2 separate regions of the Mus musculus genome follow, and region 2 is linked to region 1. Evidence: chromatin contacts called from ENCODE Hi-C or POLR2A ChIA-PET data. All regions are on one chromosome and are shown on one strand. The core of a region is the stretch at or near the end of the contact, and the rest is flanking DNA. Distances in the headings are between cores, read along the strand shown. Region 1 has its middle 23 kb from the start of Gm30371. Region 2 holds the start of Gm30444 (a long non-coding RNA gene).

Region 1 (6,996 bases), core at 1,403-3,902:
AAATTTTACAGAATACCAAGGGTTCAGGCGCTAAGATCAACAAGGGGACCTCATGAAACAGAAAAGCTTCAGTAAGGCAAAGGACATAGTCAAAAGGACAAGACAGCAACCTACAGATTGGGAAAGGATCTTACTAACCCTACAACATGACAGAGGGCTAATATCCAAAATATACAAAGAACTCAAGAAGTTAACTTCCAAAAAGCCAAATAACCCAATTAAAAATGAAGTACAGAGCTAACAAGAGAATTCTCAACAGAGGAATCTCGAATGGCAGAGAAGCACTTAAAGAAAACTCCAATATCCTTACTCATCAGGGAAATGCAAATCAAAACGACCCTGAGATTCTACCTTATACCAATCAGAATGACTAAGATCAAAAACTCAAGAGATAACAGATGCTGGCAAGGATGTGGGGGAAAAAAGGAACACTCCTCCATTGCTGGTGGGATTGCAAACTGGTACAACCACTGTGGAAATCAACCTGACAGTTCCTAGAAAATCAGAAATAGTTCTACCTGAAGTTATACCCAACTATACCACTCCTGGGCATACAACCAAAAGATGCCCCACCACACCACAAGGAAACATGGTGTACTATGTTCAGAGCAGCCTTATGTATAATAGCCAGAAACTGGAAACAACCCAGATGTCTCTCAATTGAAGAATGGATGCAGAAAATGTGGTTAATTTACATAATGGAATACTATTCAGCTATTAAAAATGAGGACTTCATGAATTTTGTGGGCAAATGGATGGAACCAGAAAATATCCTGAGTGAGGTAACCCAGACCCAAAAGGACATGTACGGTATGCACTCACTGATAAGTGAATACTAGCCAAAGAGTACACAAGGTCTTTTTCCTCAACAGCCTCCCTGGGACCAGGGGACATGGAGGAACTGTCCCAGAAGGATGAGTGACTGGTTGTGGCCAAGTCTCTCCAGGCCACAGCCTGAAGTTTCCAGAGATGCAAGCTCCTCTCTGGTTAATGGGATTCCAAGGAGGAGACACAAAATGATTACATTCTTGCTTCTAGAACATCCATTAGTCAGATGAGTCAGAGAAAGGCCTTTGTGTGCTTCAGGAGGTCAAAAGACAAGTGGGTAGGAGAAGGCCAGGGGGGCTGTGGATTTCCTTTAGTTTCAGAGCACTCAGACTGCCAAATCCCTGTACTCTGAGTTGTTATTTTCTGGGCCCAAAAAAAAAAAAAAAAAAAAAAAGGGCTGAGTGGCCAGAATGCTGGAGACTCAATGGCAGAGTCCTCTGTCAGGGAACTTGGGGTGAGCTATCTGCCAGGCTGATGGGCTTCACTGTGGCTCATTGGTCAGCTCCCTCCAGCAATGAATGGAGGAGATAGGCTGATGCCTTCTGTCAGCTCTCTCAGCTCTCACTGCCTGAGAACAGCCCAGCCCTGCAGCTGGGTATGTCTGCTGGGGATTGAAGCCGGTTCCCCTTTGCTGTCAGATCTCATGGCCTACAGCCTAAGTGTATCTCCACTGAAGTCCACAGGAGCACAGAGGTGGGGGTGGGGATGCACTGTTTTCCCAGCATCCACAAAGCCCAGGTTCAATCTCCAACACAGTTTAAATTCTGCATGGTGGAATATGCCTGTTGGTTGGGGAGTAGAGGCAGAGGATGAGAAGTTCAAGGTCAGCTTGGGTTACAAAATGTGTTCAAAGTCAGTCTGGGCTGTACGCGGTCCTGCCTTAGGGGGAAAAAAAATACAGAAGCCATCCTAGATGTCCTGCCCCACTGAGTTTCCAGATGGTTCCAGCCACAAGAGAACCCAGCCAGAGCCCCAGCTGAGCCCAGTCAGCACACAGAAGCCTGGGAGAGAATGGCAAACTGATGTGTAAAGCAACCAGGTTTCACAGCAAGAGGTAACCAGAATGAGCTAGGATAATTAAGTTAGAGTCGTCCCAAAGCACTAAGGGTTCCATACGTGTCAGCAAATTCGCTCCTACTATGATCTCCATCTGACAAATGAAGAAATCGGGATTCCGAGAGAATGGCACTGAGCTGGGAGCTGCACAGCGGGGACTCCAGCCCCAGGTCTGCCTAACTCTGACTCCTGCTGTGCCCTTGGCCCTGGAGCTCCAGCCCCAGGTCTGCCTGACTCTCATTCCTGCTGTTCCCTTGGCCCTGGAACAGGTTCTAACCCTCTGTTCTGGCTGGTTTTGTGTGTCAACTTAACACAAACTGGAGTTATCACAGAGAAAGGAGCCTCCCTTGAGGAAAAGCCTCCGTGAGATCCAGCTGTGGGGCATTTTCTCAATTAGTGATCAAGTGGAGAGGGCCCCTTGTGGGTGGTGCCATCCCTGGGCTCGTAGTCTTGGTTCTGTAAGAAAGCAAGCTGAGCAAACCAGGGAAAGCAAGCCGGTAAGTAACATCCCTCCATGGCCTCTGCATCAGCTCCTGCTTCCTGACCTGCTTGAGTTCCAGTCCTGACTTCCTTTGGTGTGAACAGCAACGTGGAAGTGTAAGCTGAATAAACCCTTTCCTCCCCAACTTGCGTCTTGGTCATGATGTTTGTGCAGGAATAGCAATTCTGACTAAGATGCTCTCAAAGCCTGCTGGAACTGAAGCTCGTTGCATTCCTCCCTGGCAGCCCAGCTTGTATCTTTCTCTGCCAGATGACTCACTAGGAAAGGTCTACCAGGCACGGATGACACAGAGAGCAAAGCTAGTTCTAGTTCCCACTGCTCAGTGCTGCCCCTCCCCCACCATCCCAGCTCGGCACACAGAACCAAGCACAAGAGCTTGCTCCTTTCTCTGGGCAAGCGCCCAGCACTGCAAGGATTCCCAGACAGGAGATTGGCACCTAGCAAGAAGTATGTCAGACCTGGAAGAATCCTTTCCACAGGAGCCTGCAGCACTCAGGCTCCTGAAAGGAGAGCACATGTAGCCCAGGTTAGCCTCAAGCCCACAGCTTGAGGCTATCTTATTGCCTCAGTTTCCCCAGTGCTAAGATCACAGGCCTGCACCACCAGACTCAGTTCCCAGTAATAAACAACCTTTGATCCCTCACGCTGACACCTGCAGAGAGGTCACTGACTCGCCTTTCAGGTAAGAAAACCAACACGAGAAGCTGTGCTTCTACCTGCTGCAGCTCTCACCAAATGACCAGAGTCAAACTTCCATCTATCCAGCTCTGAACCCTCATGCCTGCCTCTGTTGCGACAAGCTTCCTCGCCAAGCCTGCATCAGCGGGCACTACTTGAGACCCAGAGATCTGTCCCAAAGCCAGAAGATGGATGCAGCTAATTTCCATTAGGAATAATGGAAGAGAGAAAAGACTGTTTTTCTTATAATTAGAAGAGAATTCAGCCGTCACAGCCAACGAGTCCAATATCTCAGCTTATGTAACACAAGAAAGAAAAGGCAAATGGATGCAATTAGGGGAGAGAAGAACCGACTTGGCCTCACAGGTGATGAGGGTGCGGAGTGATTCAGAATAGAAATGTCTCTGCTGCCCGCCCCAGTAGATTTCAGATCCTCATAGCCAAGCATGAGGCCGAGTCTCTCGATGACCTGGAATTTGCCAATTTAGATGAGATTTGCTGACCAGAAAACCCCAGGATCCACCTGTCTCCACCTCCCCAGGATTGAGACTACAAATATATGATCTTCATGTCTGACTTTTGTATGGCGATCTAAACTCAGGTTCTCACATGTGTGTGATACGCACTTCACCCACTGGTGCGTCCCCTCTGGTGCTTCTTAAGGGTCTGTGTTTGCTCCGAATATGTGTTTGCACAGACCTAAATCCCAGTTCTGTCATGTGGTAGCAGCAGGACACTGGGAAGGGGATTGTCCTGCTGATTTTGGATCTGTAAGGAGTCTGGGTAACTTCTTCAGGACCGACACAAAGGCCCTAGGAGGAACGCTTAGAGAACCAAGGCACATCCCTGTCCTTATTACTCCTGCTTTTCTCTCCAGCATTTATCCCCAAGAGGTAAGGGGGCCTGGGAGCACCTGGGAGCGCAGGGAGGATGTGCTCAGGGACTAGTCTCACCCAACTCCTCCCTCAGTCTCTCTTCTTGGCTATCGATTGCAGCAACACCTGCATTTTTTTTTTTTGTTTCTTAAAAAAAAAATCAATGTTCCATTAGCTAACATGTTTCAGAGCTGTCCAACACAGGCAGCTATTGGGAGCTTACTGGGGCTATAGGGCCAGAACTAAGGCTCAGTCCTAACAGATGCAGGCCTTTTTAGACAAATGGGTCCCCAATGTGAGCCAGTGAGCTTCAGGCTCTTTGTATTGCCCTCGATGCCTCTCTCCATTGGAACTCATATCAGCCACAAAGAAATTGCTGCAGAATTAACCCTTTGAAGAAATTCATTTATTTGACAAACCCTCATGGAGTCCTTGCTTGGCATGAAGCCCTGGGTTCCATAGTCAGCACTGCATAAACCAAGTATGGTACCCATGCTTGTAATCTCAGATTCAAGAGGTTGTTGTCCTTGGCCATATAACAGGTTAGAGGCCAACTTGAGCTGTGTCTTAGTTAAGGTTTCCACAGCTGTGAAGAGACATTGCTTATTCAATTGCTCAAACAAGAAGCTCATCTTGCCTATTAACTCATTCCCCCCTCAGGCATTCTCTCCTTCCATTCCCTCAGTGACAAGAGAACCCACAGACAGTTAAAAGAGACTACACCACCTTTCTGGTCCTTGCAGGAGTTGGAAGTCACAAGACAAGGCATGGTCTTTCAGTAAAGGGTGTGAATTAAGCATCAGACCTCCATTCTTGTACAAAAAAGAATTCCATTCATGTCCAGACAATGGAATCCCATTAGAGCCTCCAGCTGAATAGAAGGCCTAAAACACAGATGTCCTCAGAAGTCACTCCCCTGCAGGAAGCCCCTAGGCTTAAAGGAAGATCTCAACCTCCTTCCTGTCTCATGTCCATCCTGGATTAAATAATCAGAGAGCCATCCCTCTGCCAGCCTGCTGCCAGGACAGGCTGGTTCTCACCAGCGAGCTCTAGTGCGGCCAGATATGGATGGTGGGTCACACCCTGCCATGCAGCCTTAGGAGGCTAGGACATGAGGATCAGCATGGAAAGACCAGCTTGGGAATGCTGTTGAGCAAGGGCAACCTGACAGGATCTAGAATCTCCTCAGAGATGTCCAGGGGGCATAGATGTTGATCATCTTTGAATGAAATGAGGACATGACTGCTCTAAGGTACAGTTGAGGAGAAGGTTTTTATTGTAAATGTGATGGTTTATATAAGCTCAGACCAGGGAGTAGCACTATTAGAAGATGTGGCCTTGTTGGAGTGGGTGTGGCCTTGTTGGAGTGGCCCTGTTGGAGTGGGTGTGGCCCTGTTGGAGTAGGTGTGGCCTTGTTGGAGTAAGTGTGTCACTGTGGGTGTGGGCTTTAAAACCCTCATCCTAGCTGCCTGGAAGCCAGAATTTTCTGCCTGGAAGCAGAAAAAAATGCATTCAGTTCAGCTTCACAAGTCTCCATAGACTTTCAATCTCGGGACTGCCTCAAAGTCCCAAGTCTCAAAAGGCAATCTAACTACCACACCCTGTAAAATCAAAACCAAAAGTCAAAAAGCTAATCACACACAATGACATAGAATATATATCATCATCACAAAAGGGAGGAAAAGGGAGCCTGCTGAGGACCAAAGCAAGACCAAAGCCCACAGGGCAGATTCCTAATTCTCCATCTTCATGTCTGATGCTAGATGTAGAACTCTCAGCTCTTTCTGCACCATGTCTTCCTGGTGCTGCCATGCTCCTGCTTTGATGATAATGGACTGAACCTCAGAACCTGTAAACCAGCCACAATTAAATGTTGTCCTTATAAGTATTGCCTTGGTTATGGTGCCTGTTCACAGCAGTAAAACCCTAACTAAGACAGTAAGTAAGAGAGAGTAAACCCAAAGGCATCTGGAAGGTTCAGAGCAGGAAAAGAAATTAGTACACCAACCATGGTAGTAGACTGAACCAGGTCTTTAGAGAAGGAGAGAGGGAGAGGGAGGGAGGAAGAGAAGGGAGAAGAAGAAAAGGAGACCAAGAGAGAGAACCAAGATTGCAAAGAACATAAAAGAGCCAAGAAAATGCATGGCTTAAATAGCAGGTGGTATAGGAATCAGACCCTAGGGAAAGAAAAGCCCATGGGATAAAAAAGTGTAGGTTACAGGTGGGGTGAGAAGAGCCGAGAGATCCCAGGATGCCAAGGACACAGAACCTGAGACCAACTTTGGTATGCTAGTAGGCACCATGGTTAGACCATGGTCCAGTGTTTGCTTTGGACCTGACAATTTTATCTAAGGAAGACCCATCCTGTGGGAAGGACCATTCCCAGGCAGAGGATCCTGGACTCTGAAAACATAGGAAGGGAGAAAGCCAAGCAACCATAAGCTTGCATTTATCCCCACCCCACCCCCAACCCCCCAGTTTCTTGCTGATTGTGGATGTGATGTGAAAAGGAACTTCAAGCTCTTGTGGGCCGGACTTGTCCTCCAGGTTGCTCTTGTCAGAAGATTTTATCACAGCAAAATAAAAGACACTGAGATACCTACTGAAGGAGAAACCCTGACCCAAACAAAATAAAACAGAAGGGCAGGCAAAGGGGCTGGAGAGATGGCTACTTTTCCAGAGGGCACAGGTTCAATTCCCAGCACCCCAATTGCAGAATTCAAACAATAAAAATGAGGTATAAACAATGTTATATTTTTAAGTATTTTTAACCCTCCCCCTCCCAGTTGCCTGTAGCAAGTAGTTGAGCTGGCCCTGAGGTTGGGAGAGCTGTCCCTGTCCCTCACCTGCGGGGCACTCAGGAGAATTGGCCCTGGGAAGCACAGTATTGCTGGCCTTGAGGGAGGGGTGAAGAGCTGAGCTGGCTTAGGCATGAGAGTAGAAGAGTCTGCTGTGGGAGCGTGCACAGGGGTGATGCTCTTCTCTCTACCTTGCCTCTTGCAGTCTGCAGCTGGCAGGAGGGCTGTCCCCACACCCCACTGGCTGCAGCATTTGAGA
Region 2 (6,996 bases), core at 2,363-4,862, 56 kb before region 1:
TACATTTAAAATTAAGATGAGGGCAAAGGTTAGGTCAAGGGTGGGATGAGGATGTGGGTGGGCTGAGAGTTAGGGTAGGGGTGGGGTAAGAGCTGGGGTGAGAATGGGGTTGTAAAGTCAGGGTGAAGCTTTCTATCAGTGCCGTGGGTTAGACTCTGGCTAACTCCTCCCACTTCCTCTGAACCCTAGAGTCTGTCACTTCGACTCTCTGGCCTCAGCCTTCTTCTTGTCAGTGACATAATGGTCACTTCTCAGAGTTGCTAAGTGCATCAGATGCAGGAAGGTAAGAATGGCTTAGGACTTCAAAACACAAAGAAAGGTTTCTGTCCCCAGATCGACCTTTTCCACGACTAGGAAACACTCTGTGAACACTCTTCCCTCAAGAGGAAACTGGCTGCTGTCCCTCTGCACCCATGCAGAATTCAGAATCCTGAAGTCCTTACTGGTCCTCGGTGACGAAAGCATTTCCTCCTTTAGGGAAATGTCCTCCCCACACACATACGCACACCTCCTTGTACTGGGAAGCCTGGGTTCCCACTTAGAAATATTGCAAGCACTGAGCTTGAATCTCAGCATAAGCTTCAAGTGGCAGGTGCATAATGCAATTAGAGTAGCTGCCTCTTATCTTCCATTATTGAATAATGTGTTCATTAATAGCTCTTCTCTTCCTTCGCCATAATAGTCCCCTGCTAAAAATAAACATAAACACTGAGACCCAAGGTACCTGAGAGCTGAACTTGACCACAGAAAACGCAGAGGCAATGTCAGTCTGCAGCCCCTAGGCTGCCACTCAGTTCCAGGGCAGAATCCCTGACAAGGCAACTCCTTGATTCACTGATCCAGAATCCCCACCCAGCAGCCCACGTGGTAACAGCAGGAAATTAAAAGGCAGCTCATGATTTGCCTAGCATATCCTCACCACAGCTTCGCAAACCGGATAGTGCTAGCTCATCTCTCCTTCCACAGACAAAGAGACTGAAGATCCATGAGTTTCCTTGATTCGTCCTCAGTACACAGTAAGGAAATGCTAGACTCAAGATGCCAAACCTGGGCTAGTGAGATGCTCACTTTGTAATCATGTGCTTACTTGTAAGCACAAGGACCTGAAATCAGTCCCTGGTATGTACATATATATGCCAAGCCCAGTGGCCCAGACTTGTAACACCAACGCTGGGGAGGCAGGAGGGTCCCTACTGCTCATTAGCCAGCCAGTCCAGCCTTGTGGTAATTTGAGTACAAATGGCCCCCATAGACTAATGTGTTTGAATGCTTGGCCCACGGGTAGTAACACTATTAGGAGGCGTGTCCTTGTTGGAATACATGTGGCCTTGATAGAGGAAGTGTGTCACTGTGGGGGTGGACTTTGAGGTCCTATACTCAAGCTCCACCCAATGTGAAAAAGACCCTCCTCCTGGCTGCCTGCAGAAGAGAAGCACTTCCTGGTACCTTAGGATCAAGATGTAGAACTCTTGGCTCCTCCAGCACCACGCCTGCCTGCATGCTGCCATGCTTCCTGCCATGATGATAATGAACTGAACCTCTAAAACCGTAAGCCAGCCCTAATTAAATGTTGTCCTTTATAAGAGTTGCCTTGGGGGGCTGGTGAGATGGCTCAGTGGGTAAGAGCACCCGACTGCTCTTCCGAAGGTCCGAAGTTCAAATCCCAGCAACCACATGGTGGCTCACAACCATCCGTAATGAGATCTGACTCCCTCTTCTGGAGGGTCTGAAGACAGCTACAGTGTACTTACATGTAATAAATAAATAAATAAATCTTTAAAAAAAAAAAAAAAAAAAAAAAAGAGTTGCCTTGGTCATGATATCTCTTTACAGCAATGGAAAGCCTAAGACAAACCTAATTACTGAGCTCTAGCCCAATGTGAGACCCTTCCTCAAAAAAGGCTTATAGGCGGCAGCACTGACAGCCTCTGACTTCATCTTTACTTCCCTCCCTCTCTGCTCAGCGACCTACACTGCTGCTGTCCTGTTCCACATCTCTGAGGACAAGAACCCAGATTACCATAAGCGAGTGCCCGTGGAACTCAGCAGCTCCCTCTTCAAGCATGCCTGGGAGGCTGGCTGCCCAGAGATGATCCCGATCAACGAACCCTACGCAGATGACATGGATGCCACCTACTGCCCCATGTACTCCAGCAATGTACCTCTGGACCCTCTGGACATGCACATGGACATGGATGGAGACTACCCCATGGACACCTATAGTGATGGCCTGAGGTCTCCCTACCCCACTGCAGACCACATGCTGGCCTAGCTAGCTCCAACTCAGAACTGTTTCTCACCTGGAAAGCTCTCAAGAGTAGACTGGGATGAGACAGAGAAGTACCTGAGGCCTGGGAGCTGGCCTGAACATCCTGCTGAACACATGCTCCAGAGAGTTCCTCTGTAGGGATTTTGGGATGGTATCTGCTCCTGTTTTTCTGTCTTGGGCTGGGGAATCTAGGCTCAGCACTTTCTGCCCTTCCCTGCTATGGCTATGGTCACTAAAGCTTTAGACTCAGCCTGTGTCCCTGCACAGCAACCCTCTCTGCTGACTCCAGCTGCCTGGACACTCCCTACCCCAGGCCTTCCTTTGTTTTTCTGGGGCCAGTTTTCTCACTGAACTTCAGCATCCAACTGCCCTGACTTCCTGGGATATCCAAGACACAGGTTCAAGGCCCCAACCCCTGACACCCAAAGCTTCTTTTGAAAAGTTTAGGGACCTTCTTGGGGGTCAGTGGGGAGAGTGGAGACATTAAGTGCCCCTGCCAGGACCTGCCCTTCCCTTCAGGATGCTAAATTTCTGCTTTGACCCTCCCAAAGTGAGAGCTCTTGGTGACGCTCCCTCTCACATCCTCCACTCTGGCCCATCTGACTTGAAGAAGTACTCTAGCTCACCCCTCTTGTGTGTGGTGAAGGACTTTCTTCTCCCCATCCTGTTTGACTCCCACCACCTCCTGCACATGGGTTTGGGGGCGGGGGGAGGGGAGACTGAAAGGGTAGTCCCCTCAGAGAGTCTTATTATCGACACACACACACAAAAAAAGAATGAATGAATGAATGAAAAGGTTTCTCAAAACCTGTTGTTCTCTGCCCTCTACATTTACACTCATGCATGTGCACCTGCACATGTATGTACAATGCATACACACATAGACAAGCGCATGAGAAAAAATAAATTACAAGTCCCCTCAGAGCGTCCAGCTTGGAATCTGACACCACTACAAGTCCAACACTTCCTGGGGTTTTCCCTCATCTCCCTGAGACATTTGACTTGGTCACACACTCAATCCTTTCTCTGCTTTGCAGATGTGTTTCTGAGTGCACAGCCTTGTCTACAAATACTTCAGCATGCTGTGCATTCCTCCTGCTTCTTCGCTCCTTCCACCCTGTGTATCCAAAGCAAGAAAGTCAGCATCTCAAAAACGGGGCTGTGGCTCAGCCGTAGGTCACTGCTTAGCATCCTTGAGGCTCTGGACTTGATCCACAGAAAAAAGTAATGAAAGGAGCATTTCTGTAGGACCAGAAGTGACCAACTGCTCAAGTGTTAAAGTAGCCCCTTGGAGCACTAAGCTTTCTCCCTCCTCTTGCTGAAATGGGCTTCTCTGAAAAACTGAAAGTCACATAAATAGCTCTCTGGTATGTGCCAGAAGCCACCTTCAGCTCTGATGTCACATTCTCCTCCATGAGATGACTTGGGAGTTTAGTATTTAACTTCCAGGATCTTCTATCTCATCCCAGTGAGGAGACCTTGACTGGAAATTATCTCTTTTTTTCTAATTTTTTATTTTACTAATTAGCATTGTGTGTGTGTGTGTGTGTCTGTGTGTGTGTCTGTGTGTGTGTGTGTGTGTGTGTGTGTGTGTGTGTGTGTGTGTGTGTGTGATGTTGTGATGTGTGGGGATGGGGAGTGCACATGTGTCAAGGCACATGTGTGGAAGTGAGAGAACAACCTGGAGAAATTGGTCCCTCTTTCCCCCATGGTGCCAGGGTGGCACTCATGTTGTCTGTCCTGTACAACAAGAACCTTGATACCGAGTCTTCGCACGAGCCATGAAAATGGCCTTTACACACTCCTGGGCCTTTTTCTCTGGCTCCTCAGCACACACCTGACCTATCATTCCCACTGAGAGAAGAGGAGCTCAAAGATGACGATGGTCCTGCCCAATCTAGCAGATGCTGACACAGGTCTACAGGGACAGCCTCACTGAGCATTCTTCTCTAATTTTACATGTTGGCATGATTGTTCTTCCATGCATCTTGCAGTTAGACATTTGTCTCAGTGTTACCAGAAGGCATTTGTGGGTGGGAGTCACATCTATAATTAGTTGGCTTTTGGCCAAGGAAATCACCCTCTACCCACAGAGCAGTCTTGACTGATCAGTGAGAGAGGTCTTAGGAGCAAAGCCCAATCTCAAGCCTGAGCCACAGAGGGACTGGGGTGTGGGTGACTGGAGCAGCCCCCACCTAACAACACATCTATGACTCCATATTCCATCCCTAATATGGAGATAATGGCGGCCTCCCTCAATGGATGAGGGGCAGACGGGTAGAGGTACATTTATCAAATGTTCATCATGGAGATTCGCACAGCACAGTGAGTAGGAAGGAGAAGCTCTGTTAGATGCCCAGATCTGGGGGTGGACAGACCTTACACCCTCCCCCGAAACCTGGATCTGTCTGCCTGAGTCAGAAAGATAGAGGAGCCAGGGGATGAATCTCTGAAAGGAAGGAAATGTTCTACTGGCTCCAAGTGTGGAGAACAGAAAGCAGAAAGCCCACACAGCCGCTGTCTAATGCTGCTGACATACCACAATACCCGATTATTCTTATCCCCATTAGCTGCAAACCTAAGGTAGAAGCAGGCTTAAACTTGAGAATTTTTAAGTCCTAATTATGTGCAAAATCACAATAGGGTAGATCAGCTTGTCTTACCCCTGTCGCTCTCCTCGTGTTCCTGATAGACCAAAAATAAAACGAGCAAAGTCAGACATTTAAAACCCACCTTTGACTCCTGCATTCACTCAGTAGGCATGCAATGAACCCAAAGGTGGCTTTTTCCTGAAGCTAATGAAGCTTGAGCTTCTAAGACCCACACTTCCAAAGTCTGCTGTTTAGTTGGATTAACTTAAAGGATCTCAAAACTGCATAGGTCTCAGGCTTCACAAAAACCAATGTTCTCCCTCAGGATCTTCTGTAAATGCGGGGAGAAGATGCAAAGAAACAAAAGGTGCCCCTGCTGGAAGCAGGTCTCAGTTACACCGAGGAGTAACTACCACTCTGTACCTGGAGTTCTCGGCCTCAGAGTCAGAGTTTTAAAATGTATTAAGAGGTTAAGTGTTCTTTCTGTGAAATAATACTCATTGTAATGAGGCAGGAGGACACCTTTAGAGGCGACTGATGTGTTGATGGTATTGCCAATGGTAGATGGTTTTATGGATGTATGCTCATCAAGCTATGTTTAATACAGTGTCTGCTGCACATTCATCTAGTGGAGTTTTATGTGCGTGGTGTGAGCATTTATATATGTAGTATATGAGTGTATGTATTGTGCTGTGTTCATGTCTGGTGCCCATGGAAGCCAGAAGAGGACGTGGGATCACCTAGAACTGAAGTTAGGGATGATTGCAATGCACTCTGTAGATGCTGGGAACCAAACCCAGGCTCCCTGCAAAAGCAGGAAGCACTCTTAACCGCTGAAGCCATCTCTCCAGTCCCACCTGTGGGGTAGGAGGTGTTGCCTGGGTGGCCTGGTTTCAGGGATCTTTGAGATAAAGTCTCATGTAGCCTAGATTGGTCTCAAACTCAATCTGTAGCTCAGAATGACCTTGAACTTCTGACCCTCCTGCCTTTACCTCCCAAGTGCTGGCATTACAGACATGTATTAAACCTACATTAATATGGTGGAGCAGGGGTGATTTAAAAAAAAAATGCTGACTTCAAGAAACTGTCCTCAGGAGCTGAAAAATGGATCAGTGTTGTGGATTGATTAGTTCTAATGCTCCTTATGTTAATTCAACTCTCAAAATTACCCAGGAACCTGCACATCTTCGTGTGAAATTCTGAGGGTCCCTGCCCCCAGTTGGCTTTGATTGGTAAATAAAGTTTCCAGCAGCTAATGGCTGGGAAGGGAGACAGAGGCAAGACTTTAGGATTCACAGGCAAGGGACTGAGGAAGAAGGGGAATCCTCATTGCTGGGAGAGAAAGGAGGTGCAGGCCTGAGAAGTGTAGGACAGAGAGACAGAGAGACAGCCAACACATAATAGTAGGGGATAGGGGTCCAGGAGGGCTGCAGGCTGGATCCTGGGTAGCAAGGAAGGAATATAGATTTTAGTAAGTAATAATTCAGGAGTGTCGGAGAGGAGGTGCTAGCAACATGGAAATTTGGGAGTGGTGCAGCCATTGAAAGGCATATTAAAATAGAAAGGTGTGTGTGTGTGTGTGTGTGTGTGTGTGTGTGTGTGTGTCTTTTATTGGAGAATCCAGAGCACTGGGGCAGGTAGCAAAGAGCACACATGCCACTGCCGCCAGAGAGTAGACCAGATTAATCAACTACTGCTACAAATCAGTTGTTAACAGTGCCTACTGCTATTGCAAAGTTCCCAAGTTCAGCTTCCAGAACCTACATCTAGCGGCTCACAGCTACATGTACCTCTAATACTAGGGAATCCAGTGCCTTCTGGCTTCCATGGACACCTGTACACATGTAGCAAAGAGACACACATACAGATATAAAAATAAAACTTTAATGAAAGAGAGAGGGAGAGAGGGAGAGAGGGAGAGAGGGAGAGAGGGAGAGAGGGAGAGAGGGAGAGAGAGAGGGAGAGAGGGAGCGAGGGAGCGAGGGAGAGAGGGAGAGGGAGAGGGAGAGGGAGAGAGAGAGAGAGACTATTCTACTACTATAGTTTGGACCTGAATGTCACCGGATTTTCTCTGTTCAGTTACATTAGGGTAGTGGAAGGCCTGTGATTGGACAGGGAGAGGGGGTGGAGCTAAGA

What was found. A loop is a pair of places that touch in the nucleus more often than their neighbours do. ChIA-PET counts read pairs that join two places held with the same protein, here RNA polymerase II (POLR2A).
Region 2: a loop to region 1 is called in a map of left cerebral cortex, with 2.2 times the contacts of the local background. The contact joins two enhancer-like sites. A Hi-C loop is called at or near these places in 1 of 37 maps with a recorded cell type or tissue (left cerebral cortex). POLR2A ChIA-PET finds 5 or more read pairs at or near these places in 3 of 5 experiments (all embryonic stem cell).

The regions. Positions count from the first base shown.
Region 1 is chr16:8,934,398-8,941,393 of GRCm38, reverse strand. No RefSeq gene overlaps it. Among named protein-coding and RNA genes, the nearest start is that of Gm30371, 23 kb to the left of the region's middle. Within about 2 kb of position 2,652, at least 1 of the 3 ENCODE cell types and tissues checked has a DNase peak (open chromatin) inside an H3K27ac peak, as active enhancers do; it is left cerebral cortex, where a contact is called at or near this core.
Region 2 is chr16:8,991,361-8,998,356 of GRCm38, reverse strand. Gm30444 (a long non-coding RNA gene) reads right to left here and starts at 830. Exons shown (of 3, transcript XR_001781882.1): 1 at 725-830. Within about 2 kb of position 3,612, at least 1 of the 3 ENCODE cell types and tissues checked has a DNase peak (open chromatin) inside an H3K27ac peak, as active enhancers do; it is left cerebral cortex, where a contact is called at or near this core.